2 separate regions of the Homo sapiens genome follow, and region 2 is linked to region 1. A link is a contact called in ENCODE Hi-C data. All regions are on one chromosome and are shown on one strand. Each heading gives the region's core, a stretch centred on a gene start or an enhancer-like site at or near the end of the contact. The rest is flanking DNA. Distances are from core to core; before and after follow the strand shown.

Region 1 (7,867 bases), core at 2,855-5,354:
ATACCCCACATTGCCCTATATTTTAAAAACTTTTATTTTGGAAGATCTGAAATTTATACAGTACAAAAGCATTAGTAACAAGGATAACGAATCCTCAAGGAGATGCGACCAAACTTCAATTATTACCTCATAAAATCGTCTATTTTAGAGAAGGTGGAGAAAGTGAAGACTGAGGAGCTCTGGAGATGAACTGTCTGGGTTGAAAGTCCATCTCTACTAATTAGTAGCTGTGTCAACTTGGACAGTATTTCATTATGTTAAAGCGTTCTTACCTGTAAAATGGGGAGGTATGTACCTTCTTCATTAACTGAATTAACGTATGTGAAGTACTAGGTCCCCAGCATATGGTAGAACTCAATATGTTAGCTCTTACTGTCATTATTCTTTCAAATTCAGAGAGCCTCGCACACATCACTATCCTATCCCCACACCCCACCTCTCTTCCTTAATACTGCTAGCCTCTGCTTCCACTTAGTGAAGTAACTTGAAGGGAAAAGATTGACTTTCTGGCACCGTGTTTTGTTTTGGAGACAGTATCTAACTCTGTTGCCCAGACTGGAGTACACTGGCGCAATCTCCGCACACTGCAGCCTCAGCCTCCCAGGTTCAAGCGATTCTTGTGCCTCAGTCTCCCAGTAGCTGGGATTACAGGCGGCTGCCACCCTGCCCCGGCTAATTTTTGTATTTTTCGTAGAGACGGTTTTTTGCCTTGTTGGCCTGGCTGATCTTGAACTCCTGGCCTCGTGTGATCTGTCTGCCTCGGCCTCCCAAAGTGCTGGGATTTCAAGCATGAGATTTCAACCATTCCAACCTCTGGCACAGTTCTTTATAGAGATAAGGTCATCTAAAGAGGGAATGGGGTGGGATTGGAAGGTAAGTGGTAGAGTTTTTTTGTTTGTTTTGTTTTGTTTTTTAGACGGAGTCTCCCTATGTCGTCCAGGCTGGAGTGCAGTGGTGCGATCTCAGCTCACTGCAAGCTCTGCCTCCTGGGTTCACGCCATTCTCCTGCCTCAGCCTCCCAAGTAGCTGGGACTACAGGTACCCGCCACCACGCCCAGCTAGTTTTTTGTATTTTTTTTCGTAGAGATGAGGTTTCACCGTGTTAGCCAGGATGGTCTCGATCTCCTGACTTCATGATCCGCCTGTCTCGGCCTCCCAAAGTGCTGGGATTACTGGCGCAAGCCACCGCGCCCGGCCGGTGAGTAGCAGAGTTGTTTTTGTACGTGCTCTCAATTTAATCTAATTGAACATTTTTCTTTGCAGCTGAAATTTTGCAGTTCTTAAGTTGTAGGGCTACACATGATATACCCCATGTACACAAAATGTGTTGTGTGTGTCTCTCAGAGAAAAGTAGAGATTTAAAAAATTCGTATGATGCCACTAAGAATTTACTCCACAAACTTGTGTAACAAATGTCTTATGACTTTATATTTAATAATAAAATTTAATCTGATTCTGTTCCCATCCCTTTACTGGTGGGAAATTAAATCTTAGTCACTATTTACTTTCTGACCTGTAAAAACTTGGGACAATGCCCTAGTCTCTTAAGTGGAACAGAAGACCATCTGGGGAAAGGCCCTGTGTCTTCAGTTGGTATCAGAATATGCTGTTCAAAGCTGTGTAGACCTGGCAGTGGCTCCAAGATTCCTGAGACATCTTTAGCAGGGTATTCTCTCGAATTCTTGAGCTTCTTTAAATAAAGAAGATAAAACTGAGATACTGTTCCTTTTCCAGAGTATTGCAGGGAGCCCACGGAATCCACAGACCTCCTCTTTTCTCTTCCTTCCTTCCTTCCTTTCTTTCTCTCTCTCTTTTTTTTTTTTTTTTTGAGACAGGGTCTCACTTTGTCACCCAGGCTGTAGTGCTGTGGTGTGATCTTGGCTCACTGCAACTTCCGCCTCCTGGGCTCAAGCAATCCTCCAACCTCAGCCTCCTGAGTAGCTGGGATTACAGGCAGAAGCCACCATGCTCAGCTAATTTTTGTAATTTTGGTAGAGATGAGGTTTCACCATGTTGGCTAGGCTGGTCTTAAACTCCTAGGCTCAAGTGATTCGCCTGCCTCAACCTCCCAAAGTGCTGGGATTACAGGCACGAGCTGTGCCTGGCCTCCAGACCTTCATTTTCTTCATAGTCTTAGAGATATATGTTTTCTCTTCTCTGCTTTCAGTCTTGCCTTCCTACTCTCAAAAGCACTTGCCTCTTTTTTGTTCTCCCTTTAGGTGATCAATTTCTTCAGTCAGTTCAGAATTTTATTCCTTTGACCTTTTGTTATTAATGTATCACCATATTCTTGTAGGATTTTCTTTTCCTTCTAAGAAGAAAGTCAGGCCTTTGTGTTCCCATGAGTCAGGGGATTTGTATCACTGGTTCAAACATTGGCCCAATACCTCCAAGGCCAACCTCAGCTCTGGCTATTTTTCCTCTCATCATAGAGGACTTCCCTAGCCACTCTACTGCCAGCCTCCCTCCCATTACTTTCTATCACATCATCCTGTACATTTCTCTCTTTTTTTTCTTCTTATTATTAAATTTTTGTTTTAAGGACAAGGTTTCACTTTGTCACCCATGCTGGAGGGCAGTGGCACTATCATAGCTCACTGCAGCCTGGACCTCCTGCCTCAGCCTTCCAGGTAGCTGGAGCTAGAGGTGGGAGCCATCACAGCCACCGCATGTAGGTAATTTGTTTTAGGGGTCTCAATATTTTGAGCAGGTTGGTCTGGAAGTCTTGGGCTCAAGAGATCCTCCCACTTCAGTCTCCACAGTAGCTGGGATTATAGGCGTGCCTCGCCATACCCGGCATTCAACCCTTAAATTTATTTCATGACATTTGATATACTTTATTTTATTGCAATTAATTAATTAATTCATTTATTTTAAGACAGAGTCTCACTCATTCTGTTGCCTAGGCTAGAGTGCAGTGGTGCCATCTTGGCTCCCGGCAGCCTCCACCTCCAGGGTTCAAGCCATTCTCCTGTCTCAGCCTCCCATAGCTGGGATTACAGGCTTGCACCACCAGGCCTGGCTCATTTTTGTATTTTTAGTAGAGATGGAGTTTAACCATGTTGGCCAGGCTGGTCTCGAACTCCTGACCTCAAGCAATCTGCCTTGCCTTAGCCTCCTAAAATGCTGGGATTACAGGCATGAGGCACCCACGCCGGGCCTGATACATTTTAAAAATATCTTGTTCATTTCTTTTTTGTATTTTCTCCTCCCAAATCCAGAACGTCTTGTTTACTGCTACCTCCTGAAGCAGATTAAGAACACTCACAATAATTTACAAGGTTTCAACTATAATAATTTTTAAACAGGCTGGAGTGTAGTGGTACGATCTCGGGTGATACATTCATATTAAAAAGTACACAAGGAGGTTGGGCGTGGTGGCTCACGTCTGTAATCCCAGCACTTTGGGAGGCCAAATGGGTGGCTCGCTTGAGCCTAGGAGTTCAAGATCAGCCTAAGCAACATGATGAACCCCGTCTCTACTAAATATACGAGAAAAAAAAAATTAGCCGGGTGTCGTGGCGCGTGCCTGTGGTCCCAGCAACTTGGGAGGCTGTGACGGGAGGATCGCCTGAGCCCGAGAGGTGGAGGCTGCAGTGAGCCAAGATCGCGCAACTGCACACTCCAGCCTAGGCGACAGAGCAAGACCCTGTCTCAAAGGACAAAAACAAAAAAGTACACAAAGGCGTACGGTAAATGGTCTTCCTACCACGACGTGTTTTCCAGAAACACATTCCTCTCCTGGGAGGTAACTATTATCAGTTTCTTCACACCAGCATTTTTAATCTATGTCTACTCAATTTAGAATTTCTAAACCCTTCAGGATCTTCAAAAGACAAAATCGGCCAGCGATTTTAATAGTTCCAGTAAAGGTTTGAGCAGAGAAGTGGACTTTCTTCTGTTCCTCTTTTCAACTACTCCTAAGGACTCCTGGAGAAGAAAGAGCAAATATCTCTGCATCTCAATTTCTGGTCCGCAGGTAACCCAGTCTCAGTAGCTTGGTAGTTACCATGGCTCCCAGTGCTGTGCGTCTGACGTCATTCTGCGGCGCTGGCTGATGGCGCAATCAGTTGCGGCGTCCTGTGAGCGCGGGGATGCTGGGAGGAGGGTGAAATTTAGCCATCGGTGTGTGGCAGGGTCATGAAAAAGCGGCGGCGGCGGGAGAGAGGAGGAGGCGGCGGCGGGGCAGTGAAACTACGGTAGCTGCCCCCTGAGCTGGTGGTGTGGCTTTGTGGGGAGGGCGTAGTTCCTAATCCCCTTTCCGGGCAGCCGCCGGGGCTCGGGGCTGTGAGCGGCCGTGAGGCTGCCTCCCCGGGCCCCCTGCCTCCGCCATGTTCCGCAGGGCACGCCTTAGCGTGAAGCCGAATGTCAGGCCTGGTGTAGGCGCCAGGGGCTCCACAGCTTCCAATCCCCAGCGTGGACGGGAGTCTCCCAGGCCGCCGGATCCTGCCACGGACTCTGCTTCCAAGCCCGCGGAGCCCACAGATGTGCCCACAGTCGATTTCGGTGGAGCGGAGCCCCAAGAAAAGGCTCCTAGGAGCAGGTAAGAGGTTGCAGAGGGAAGAATTTTCATTTGTCCCGCCTCTCCGGGCATGTCACCTGGAAGCTGAGCAAATGAATTTTATCACAGGAGTCCGCTCTCGTTTGCAGTAAGCCTTTCAGTTGAGGCTTGATGAAACCACTCCAAACTGCAGTTTAGTTGTCTGACCTGCAGGGTGTGGCTTGTGTGGATTTTGTCACGGTCTATAGATTCTCCGAGAGGAGACCATGTCTTCAAGTGGTGGTAGGGAGAATCGGGGTATGGCAGTCCTGAAGTGAAGAATATCCACACTATTCATTTGAGAATTTAGGTCACTATAGTTTTCATCCTTCTGGAGTGCTTTGCAGGGAAGTGTTTTTGTCTTTCAATTTATAAAATATTTATTTTTTAAAGGAGAAGATAAGTATTGCTTTGGCTTTACCGATTTATGTCAGTGAGTAAGAGTTCTGGTCACTTAATTGAAGTGTGCCTCTTTAACTATGGTGACCGTGTTTCCTGAATAGAGAAGCATGGCTTTAGCGTCATGTATCATATTTGGATTCAGGACTCTTTTAGTCTACAGGTAAACTTTTCTCAGGCAGAATTTGCTCATCTGCAAAATGGGAATAATATTGCCTACTTGGAGCGTTTTGGTGCAGATTGGAGATAATTCATATTAACTACCTTGCAGGGGATATAGCAGAATAGTTGCCCGCAAAAAGTTACTAGTTTTTTAGAAAGGTGATGGAGTAAATTTAAGACATGTTAGGCTAAGATGGTCTCTGTTTCTATATATATGAGGAAATCAGTAAACAGCCTTGTTAAGTGAAGTGAGATAGTACAAATTCTGTTTATGCTGTGATAGGAAGGTGAAACATTTATTTATTTTTGGAACATCTTCCTCTATTGGCCTGAACTGGTGCTGAGTGTATGGTGTTACGTTGATAGTTCAGTGATGGTTAGTAATTTCCAAGTTTATTACATGAATCTGTTTCAAAATTTCTACACAGAAAGGAGATACCGATACTAGTCGCTGTTACATTAATAAAGTTCTCAGAGATTTCGTTAATTATGTGTGAGTGCGTGATGGTTGATAATTTAATAAATTGCCCAAAGATTGTAGTTTTGAGATATTTATGGTCAAGGATATTTAATTTTTTTTTTTGAGTTGACATTTACGTTTGGGGAATATAATTTGTTTTTTAGTCACTTTTTTTGCCATTACTGACTCTGGGAAAGTGGTTTTTTTTTTTTTTTTTAATTAGTTTTTTTTTTAGATGGAGTCTTGCTCTGTCGCCCAGGCTGAAGTGCAGTGGTACGGCTCACTGCAACCTCCACCTCCCGGGTTCTTGCAATTCTCCTGTCTCAGGCTCCCAAGTATCTGGGACTACAGGCGTGCCCCACCACGCCCAACTAATTTTTGTATTTTCAGTAGAGACAGGGTTTCACCATGTTGGCCAGGCTGGACTCGAACTCCTGACCTCAAGTGATCCACCTGCCTCAGCCCAAAGTGCTGGGGTTACAGGTGTGAGCCACCGTGCCCAGCCTCTTTTTATTTTTTTGTGGGTCTTTGCTAGTTGTAAAACTCTATAGGATATATATTCTGTCATTATGCATTCAACATAATTGGGTGAAATGCAGATAATGCATGTATCCATAACAGCTAAGATACGAATTTAAATTGAAGTCTTCCTGGAAAGGTTATTCTATAAGTTAAGGCATTTTCTAATTTTTTATAAGTAATTATAAAATAGGAAAAAAGTAGACTGTTTTTAATTATTGACTTATACCACCTCTTTTCTTGACTTAAGTTGCATTTATAGACCATTCCTGAAATACTTATATCTGAGGTATACCATACCTAATATGCAATTTGGGGTGACTGAGTACTTTTTTTGACTGAAGTTTATTCTGATGGCTGTATAAGTAGAGTTGTACCTGACAAAAGATAAATGATTTCTGCCTCAAAGGGAATTGGGTTTGGCTACTGTAACTAAATGTTTTTCTTCAAATACTGCAATACAGATATTTCAGAGGTTTGGAGTTTTGCATATTTGATTTGACTGACCTCGGGTTGATAAGTAAAGTAAAATGCCGGTAGTTTAGACCAGTTTAAAATGTCAGAGTGAATTAAAATTTTTTTAAATTTTATATAGAAATTAATTATAAATTATTACTTTGTTACTTAGTAATTCAAATTAGGTTGACTAAGCTTTGTTCTGTAAGTTGGTTATTTGTTTTGAGGGGGGTAAGCCTATAATTATGTGCTGTAATGTGCCTAGGGACTTTATGTTTGAAAAAGATTAAGAGTCTATTAGAATTTACGTATATTTAAAAGATTTACTAAACAAATTTTTTTGTAACCTGTCATAATTATCATAAATCTCAAGTTACTAATTTTTTTTTTTTAATTACGAGATTGCAGTTTTGGATTTTCACCAGACTAGGTTTTAAAACTAGCATGTGTAACAGAAGATTCATGTGCCCTCTTTTTTCTTTTTTAATTTCAACAGTACTGAAAAGACTGGTGGTGACAATGATGTTGAAGAATCCAGTAGATCTTCCTCTACTGTTTCACAGAGAAGAAAGCGAATATCAAGTACTTCTAGCCTGGTTAAGTCTAGTGTCAGTGTTCCTTCAGAATCTCATCCCTTATCTACAATTAATCAAGAGGCTCCACAGCCAACTGCCACTTCAACAAAAGAGAAACAGCCATGCTCAGACAGATACCGAATATACAAAGCCCAGAAACTGAGGGAAATGTTAAAAGAAGAATTGAGAAAAGAGAAGGTAAGGGAGGAGAATCAGGATTTTGATGTTGCCTTCTATTTATGTTAGTAAGGAATCATTGGGAAGAAAAGCATTTGTAGCATTTTGATGGGGGAACAAAACCACATAACATCCCTTAGTCAATAGAACATCCCTTCTTGTTAATGGATTGATTGATACACCGTGGACTTAAATTACATTTTTCACTGATAGTAATTTTTACATTATTTATTTATGTTTTCACTGTTTTTGGTGAAGACCACAAATAAGTTTCATACGCATACACATAGATGCACATACACAAACATATTTATAAAATAAACCTTCAGTCTGATTTTTCACATAAAGATGTCCAAGTGATAAGTGATATATTTATTTGAATTAAGACAAGTATAGGCCGGGCGTGGTGGCTCATGCCTGTAATCCCAGCACTTTGGGAGGACTAGGGGGGCAGATCACTTGAGGTCAGGAGTTCAAGACCAGCCTGGCCAACATGGCAAAACCCTGTCTCTACTAAAAATACAAAAATTAGCTGGGCCTGGTGACGTGCATCTGTAATCCCAACTACTGGGGAGGCTG
Region 2 (7,867 bases), core at 1,893-4,392, 3.3 Mb after region 1:
AAAGCTAAGCATCCACATATTAACTTGGTAATTTCTAATTGGCAGTAAAATTTATTGATTCATTTGTATACTCTGATTTTCCTACCATACCATGTAAAAACTAAATCATGTAAAAAATATATAAAAGCAAGTCCTCTTCCTCTCTGATTATAGAAACTAAGCATCTTTAGTTTAAAAACATTTGCTAAATATTCACTATGTTTCAAGTACAATATCAAAGCTATTAGAAATATAAGGACGCAGCTGAGACTGGGGATGCTGGGGAGACAGACAGACCATGTTAAACCAAGCTTGTCCAACCCGTGGCCTGCAGGCCACATGCGGCCCACGATATCTTTATATGCAGCCCAACATAAATTCGTAAACTTTCTTAAAATATTATGAGGTTTTTTTTATTTTTTTTTAGCTCATCAGCTATTGTTAGTTATCATTAGTGATTTTATGTGTGGCCAAAGACAATTCTTCCAGTGTGGCCCAGGGAAACCAAAAGATTAGACACCCCTGTGTTAAACCATTGTGATCCATGTTATTAAGATATGTGAAACCTCATTACTACTCCTAAGTCTGTTCTTTCTGGATCTTAGCTAAGAAACATTCACTACTCTTATTTAGAAAGTCATCTAATACTTACATTTGATTTCCTAAATATATTTGAATCTGTTCCCTTTGTTGTTTTTTTTTTTTTTTTTTTTTTTTTGAGACAGGGTCTTGCCCTGTCACCAAGCCTGGAGTGCAGTGGCTTGATCTCAGCTCCCTGCAACCTCTGCCTCCTGGGTTCAAGCGATTCTCCTGCCTCAGCCTCCCGAGTAGCTGGAACTACAGGCATGTGCCACCACACTTGGCTACTTTTTGTATTTTTAGTAGAGACGGGGTTTCGCCATGTTAGCCAGACTGGTCGTGAACTCCTGACCTCAAGTGATCTACCCACCTCGGCCTCCCAAAGTGCTGGGATTACAGGCGTGAGCCACCATGCCTGGCCTTGAATCCATTCCCTTTTCATTGGTAACGCCAAAGTTCAGGGCCTCATAGTCTCTCCACAGTTGTGACTGTAATAGACATTTTCCTCTTCTTTAACTCAGTGGTTGTCAATAAAAAGATAATTTGCACAACCCAGCCCTCCCCCGCCCAAGCCTATTCGTTCCCATTTATTCAACAAGAATTTACTGTGTGTCTGCCTACCCACTGCTTTCTAGATATCAGCGTTAATGCAGTGAACAAAAGACAACAATCTCTGCCCTCATACTGCCTCTACCGTAGTCAGGGGATACAGACAACAAACAAAAGTAACGAATACAATACATAGTCTCTCCCATGATGATAGGGTGCTGTAGAGAAGAATGAAGCAGGAAGGAGGAATTGGGACAGTTAGAACTGTAAGTAAAGAGATCAAGGAAGGCCTCATTCAAACAGTGACATTTAAGCAAAGACCTGAAGTAGATGAGGGAGGAAATTCGGGGGATTGAGGGACGGCGGGGAGGGGCGCATTAAAGGCAAAGAGATTATATAACGTACTGTACCTAAAATATACAAATGCTAGTTACTATTTCTGGTTTTAAAGAGAATGATGAGATCACCTTAGAAAATGGAGCCTTAAAAAACTGCTTCAAAGGCGGGGCTCGGTGGCTCACGCCTGTAATTCCAGCACTTTGGGAGGCCGAGGCAGGTGGATCACCTGAAGTCAGGAGTTCGAAACCAGCCCGACCAACATGGTGAAACCCCATCTCTACTAAAAATACAAAAATATTAGCTGGGTGTGGTGGCGAGCGCCTATAATTCCAGCTACTTGGGAGGCTGAACCTGGAGAATCGCTTGAACCCGGGAGGCAGAGGTTGCAGTGAGACGAGATGGCGCATTTGCACTCCAGCCTGTGCGACAAGATTGAAACTCCGTCTCAAAACAAAACAAAAACTGCCTCAAAGCCGGGCGCTGTGGCTCAAGCCTGTAATCCCAACACTTTGGGAGGCCGAGGCGGGTGGATCGCTCGTACCCGGGAGTTCGAGACCAGCCTGGGCAACACGGTGAAACCTCATCTCTACAAAAACTACAAAAATCAGCCAGGCTTCGTGGCGCGAGCCTGTAGCTCGCTACTTTTGAGGCTGAGGTCGGAGGATCGCTTGATCCCGGGAGGTCGAGGCTGCGGTGAGCCGAGCTCGTGCCCCTGCACTCCAGCCTGGGCGACTGGGCGAGATGCCGTCTCAAAATACCCATAAAAACAAAAACAAAAACAAAATACTGCCTCAAATACAAGCACTAAGAATTAATGAAAGTATTCTTTTGGTACAGTTCTTTTTGTTCATCAACTGAATCACGCTGCAAGCTGTGAAGTAATTAAGGGAACTTCTGCAACTGTGCAGTAAAAGGGTAAACCTGATAGTGTATTTAAGTAGACGTACTTTCTGGTAGTTAATTACTTCTTGACACTAGGGGGCCACTAAATACAAGTCCACTCAGCATTTGATTCGGTGCACCAAAATGCCTCAGAAATTTCTGGAATCAGTCCTGTACCTCCAAAAAACCAGAATGTTATCTTCTTCTTTTCTAACAGCTGCAAAGCCCCAGTAGTTCCATTTTTCTGTACACTAAGTTTTCATTCCTCAGTATCCTTCACAATCATGCACACATTACACAGAGTGACCGGAACAAAGATGAGTCGACTTCGCCGAATGATAGAGAAAAACTTCCATACTGAGCGAACACCGAGGGGAGTCCGGAGGCCCTGTTGTCCTCTTCCGTGGCTGGCTGTGTCCGTCGCAGCCTGAAAGGTCAGCGGTACCCAGCGCTGTGACAGGGTCACAGGCGCGCGATGTCTCACAGCTCGGAGCAGTACTCACCTGGCATTAGGCCGCGTGCCGCAGGCCAGCTCTCACCGCTGGGCTCTTGAAGCAGGAGGCGCGAGCCGCGCCAAAGTCTGCAACGGCCTCAAGTCTCGACGCCAGCCTAGGCAAAAGGCAATGTATCTAAACGAAAAGAAAATAGGCTTTCTCCGCTCTACCGCCTCGGGCAGCCACACCTCCACACTTCCGGCGGTGTACCGGCCAAATGCCGCCTGCCAGCAACTTCCGTCCTCCTAGCTAAAAGCGGAAAACAGAGGCTCGGAACCGCTGCGTGGTTCTTGCTCTTCACTCGGCCGTTTTAAAGGGTGACTCTTTCCTGTCCCGGCCTGCGTGGTGTGGGCTTGTGGGTCTTTGAGACCCGAAAATTGAGAGCGTTTTCGCACTCCAGCGGCTGCTCCTGGCGGCTCTGCGGCCGTCACCATGGTAAGGAGGATGCCTCGGACGCTCGCGACACACAGCGTCTGAGTTAGTGGGACCTGAGGACTCTGGGGCGCTGGGGTAGGGGGTGAGCGGTGGTAGGCGGAAATGAGAACTGCCAAGAGAAAAGGATGGTAGACCCGTGGGGTGGGCTCTGAGGAGTGGAAACAACTTCACATTCGAGACACAGACGGTATTTGCCAGAACACAAGCTTTGGAGCAAGATTTTACTCTGTCCTGTTTTCTTTTTTCTTTTTGATCCACCGCTAAGAGTCCTAAAAATTCCTGATTTCACCACAAGCGTGGTTATCAGCCCCAGAGCCTAATGGGAATATGGTTGTCCCTTGTACAGTCTTAGATGTCAGTCCCGCCCCCTTCATTTTACTGCTGAGGAAACTGAAGGCGTCCTTGCCAAAGACCAGACAGCTAATGAATTGCGAAGCCGGGCTTAACGGCCCAGATCTAACTGCCAGGTCCTTTCTCTTTGTGTTACGTCTCTATAATCTGCGTTTCTTTGCAAAATGGCATTCCATACACCCTTCATGTGATTGCTGCAAAGTTTATGTGATAGCAGTTGGTAGCAGCACACCTTGTTGGTTGTTACTTAACATTGCTCTCTGTGCTGGACTTGGCTTTGTATCATTTTTATTTTTGCAGCCTTAAAATACGAATAGACTCACGCCTGGCCGCGTGTTTAAAACGTGTCTAAAATGCAAAAAGCATCCCATACATTGCTGGTGAAAAGAAAAATAATGCACTTTTGGAAAACGGTCTGGCAGTAAACACACGTCCACATGAAGACTTGCATGCAGTTGTTTATTGCAGATTTATTCGTAATCACCCAAAACTGGGAACAACCCTGATACCTATCATCTGGTCAGCGGGTAAACAGTGGTGTATCCATACAATAGCATACTACTCAACAATAAAAAGGATTGAAGTTCCTATACCTGCAGCAAATTGGGTGAATCCCAAAAGCAAGAAACCAGATTCAAAAGGCTATGTACTACTGTTGATCCCTGTTTCATTCTGGGAAAGGCAAAACTGTAGGGATAGGTATCAAACTGAGGGTTGGGAAAGAGGATTGACTTAAAAGTTACATAGGGAATTTTAGGGGGAAATGGAAATTCTTTGTATTTTGATTGTGGTGGTTACAGAACTGTGTAGTTAGGAAAAACTTAGAACTGTATACCTAAAAAGGACAGGTTTTACTGTGTGTAAATTATGCTTCAATAAAACTGACTTAAATTTTTTAAATGTGAAATGAAGGTGTTATTAAAAAAGCAAATTATGTCAAGGAAAAAAGATACTGTAATCAGTTCATCCCTTTTGTGGTCCAGTAGATTTTGGACCATTCCCTAATGAGATTATTAGAGATGTAAGCCCTGATGCCTCATATCATTCAAGACCAAAATTTAACTTACATCATGTGAATAAACTTAATGGTGCAAGAATCATTTAAGTAAGTGAACATTTGGATGAAACAGGGTCTTTGTGCTGTGTAAAAGAAAGCATTTTAGAATAATTGTCAGTACTTTAAAAAATTAAAATAATATTTCTTCCATCATTATAGCCACAGAATGAATATATTGAATTACACCGTAAACGCTATGGATACCGTTTGGATTACCATGAGAAAAAGAGAAAGAAGGAAAGTCGAGAGGCTCATGAACGTTCAAAGAAGGCAAAGAAAATGATTGGTCTGAAGGCTAAGCTTTACCATAAACAGCGTCATGCTGAGAAAATACAAATGAAAAAGACGTAAGTGGTCTCATTTATTTGTCATAACAAGTTAACATCTTTTGAGTAATCATTATTAAAACAGATAATCTTGAATCTTTTTTCCTTCTTGGTAGTATCAAGATGCATGAAAAGAGAAACACCAAACAAAAGAATGATGAAAAGACACCACAGGGAGCAGTACCTGCCTATCTGCTGGACAGAGAGGGACAATCTCGAGCTAAAGTACTTTCCAATATGATTAAACAGAAAAGAAAAGAGAAGGCGGTAAGCAATAACAATTGAAGTCTTTGTTTTGTTTAGGAGAATTACTTAAATTCAAATTTGAGGTTCTTGTTTCTCGGTTTAATTTCAAACATGAAGTACAGCTATTATTCCCATTATTTAGATGTTGAAGTCTTTGTAAATTTAATAAAAAACTTGCTTTCTCATCATAAGGTTTTAAAATTTAAGTTATAAAAAAAATTTATTAGAATGCCATATGAAATTAAAAAGCTGGTAAGGAGTGAATTTCAAATTCAATATTTGTCTTCCTGTTTGAAAACCCACAGTGCTATGCAGTCATAAAGAAAAATACAAATGCTTCTTATTTGTGCTGCCCTGTAGTGCCAAACTTGGTTAAAAAGTAGAATGGTGGAAAACTCCCTGAGTTGTCACAAAAAATGTGGCTTTTTAAAACACCTGTAAATAGATTAGCAGAAATCCAGATAAAAGAATATGCAGTATTTATATTTAAAGAATTATTTTTACTGCCTTACACTATTTCAGTTTTTTCATAGAATTTGCACTCAAGGGAGGCATAAAACATCTGGTGAGGATTTTGTCTTGCTAGTGATCTACAGATCCATCTCGGGAAGAAATACAGAGACATATTAAGAGGTGGAAACACTCTTCCAGTATTATGCTATTAAACATTAGTAAACACATATACTGCTTATAGAAGTCACTATCGGCTGGGCACCGTGACTCACGCCTGTAATCCCAGCACTTTGGGAAGCCAAGGCAGGTGGATCACCTGAGGTCAGGAGTTCAAGACCAGCCTGACCAATGTGGTGAAACCCCACCTCTACTAAAAATACAAAAATTAGCTGGGTGTGGTGGTGTGTGTCTGTAGTCCCAGCTACTCGGGAGGCTAAGACAGGAGAATTGCTTGTACCCAGGAGGCGGAGGCTGCACAGTGAGCCAAGATTGTACCACTGCACTCCAGCCTGAGCAACAGAGCGAGACTCCATCTAAAAAAAAAAAAAAAAAAAACCACCACATTACAGGTGGTATTTTCTCACCCATAACACAGCATTAAGATTTTTAGCTTAAGCCAACCATTTATTTAACATACCCATGATATATAAACTTGTTCTGTTTAATTTGCAGCTTATGAGACAATACAGACCTCTAGAAGACGGTTGAGCCAAAAATGTGTTGATGGTCAAGCAAAAAAAATAGATCTATTACTTTGTACAACTAAAACATATTTGACTTATTCTCATTGTCCTTTAATAACAATATAAACTTTTAACTGTGGCATATTTTTAGGGAAAATGGGAAGTCCCTCTGCCTAAAGTACGTGCCCAGGGAGAAACAGAAGTATTAAAAGTTATTCGAACAGGAAAGAGAAAGAAGAAGGCATGGAAGAGAATGGTTACTAAAGTGTGCTTTGTTGGAGATGGCTTTACAAGAAAACCACCTAAATATGAAAGATTCATCAGGCCAATGGTAAGTCCTTGGAAGAGTGTAATGACCGAAATGTTAGTTGACTTTATTAAATCGGATAAAGAACATTATCATTTCCTGAAATTCTTTAAATTGATGTGGAACAGGTTGAAAGATATTTTTATGCAATTTTTGTTATTTTATTGACAGAAGTTATTTAGTACTTTTTCCACTAGTCAAAAATCTTTAGCCCAGTGCGGTGGCTCACACCTGTAATCCCAGCACTTTGGGAGGTTGAGGTGGGTGGATCACCTGAAGTTAGGAGTTCAAGACCAGCCTGGCCAATGTAGTGAAACCCTATCTGTACTAAAAAATACAAAAAATAAGCTGGGCGTGGTGGCGGGCGCCTGTAATCCCAGCTACTAGGGAGGCTGAGGCAGGAGAATCGCTTGAACCTGGGAGGCGGAGGTTGCAGTGAGCTGAGATCACGCCATTGCACTCCAGCCTGGGCAAGAAGAGCAAAAATCCGTCTCAAAAAAAAAAAAAATCTTTTCAGCTTCGTGAGAGATTTGAAAAAGTAGTATCATAAGACATTGTCAGTGAATTCTGACTTTTAAACATGACATATTAGAATCTTCATTTTCCACAGTCATATTTTCCTCATTAAACTAGTGATCTACAATATGCCTGATATTGTCTAGGTCTCAAAACACTTCTTGTCTTTGACAGCAGTTCGAAAACTTGAGTAGGACTGTTTTATAAGAGTCAATTCCAGTTTGATAAGGAAAGTATCTAAATGCTTTTGAAAATCATTGAAAAGCCGGGCGCGGTGGCTCACGCCTGTAATCCCAGCACTTTGGGAGGCCGATGCAGGCAGATCACGAGGTCAGGTGATCAAGACCATCCTGGCTAACACTGTGAAACCCCATCTCTACTAAAAAAAAAAAATACAAGAAATTAGCCGGGCATGGTGGCGGGCGCCTGTAGTCCCAGCTGCCTGGGAGGCTGAGGCAGGAGAATGGCGTGAATCTGGGAGGCAGAGCTTGCAGTGAGTGGAGATCATGCCACTGCACTCCAGCCTGGGGGACAGAGCAAGATTCTGTCTCAAAAAAAAAAAAAAAAGAAAAAAAGAAAAAGAAAATCTTTGAAAAAAGGAAGATAATTTAATATAGCTTAATTTCTGTTGAAGGCAGCAATAGTAATGTGACCCCAAACTTCCCCACCCC

The links. Hi-C counts contacts between places; a loop is a spot of excess contacts on that map. Pooled maps may share reads with other maps.
Region 2: a pooled map shows a loop between it and region 1 (8-fold over the local background). The contact joins the promoter of NSA2 here to the promoter of BDP1 in region 1. A Hi-C loop is called at or near these places in 6 of 50 pooled maps.

The regions. Positions count from the first base shown.
Region 1 is chr5:71,451,547-71,459,413 of GRCh38, forward strand. It overlaps BDP1 (BDP1 general transcription factor IIIB subunit), which reads left to right and starts at 4,105. Exons shown (of 39, transcript NM_018429.3): 1 at 4,105-4,543; 2 at 7,033-7,309. The coding sequence starts at 4,332. RefSeq lists enhancers at 3,040-3,966, 3,967-4,892.
Region 2 is chr5:74,764,107-74,771,973 of GRCh38, forward strand. NSA2 (NSA2 ribosome biogenesis factor) reads left to right here and starts at 3,143. Exons shown (of 6, transcript NM_014886.6): 1 at 3,143-3,257; 2 at 4,825-5,012; 3 at 5,108-5,258; 4 at 6,525-6,704. The coding sequence starts at 3,255. It overlaps GFM2 (GTP dependent ribosome recycling factor mitochondrial 2), which reads right to left and starts at 3,011. Exons shown (of 21, transcript NM_032380.5): 1 at 2,832-3,011. RefSeq lists an enhancer at 2,724-3,163.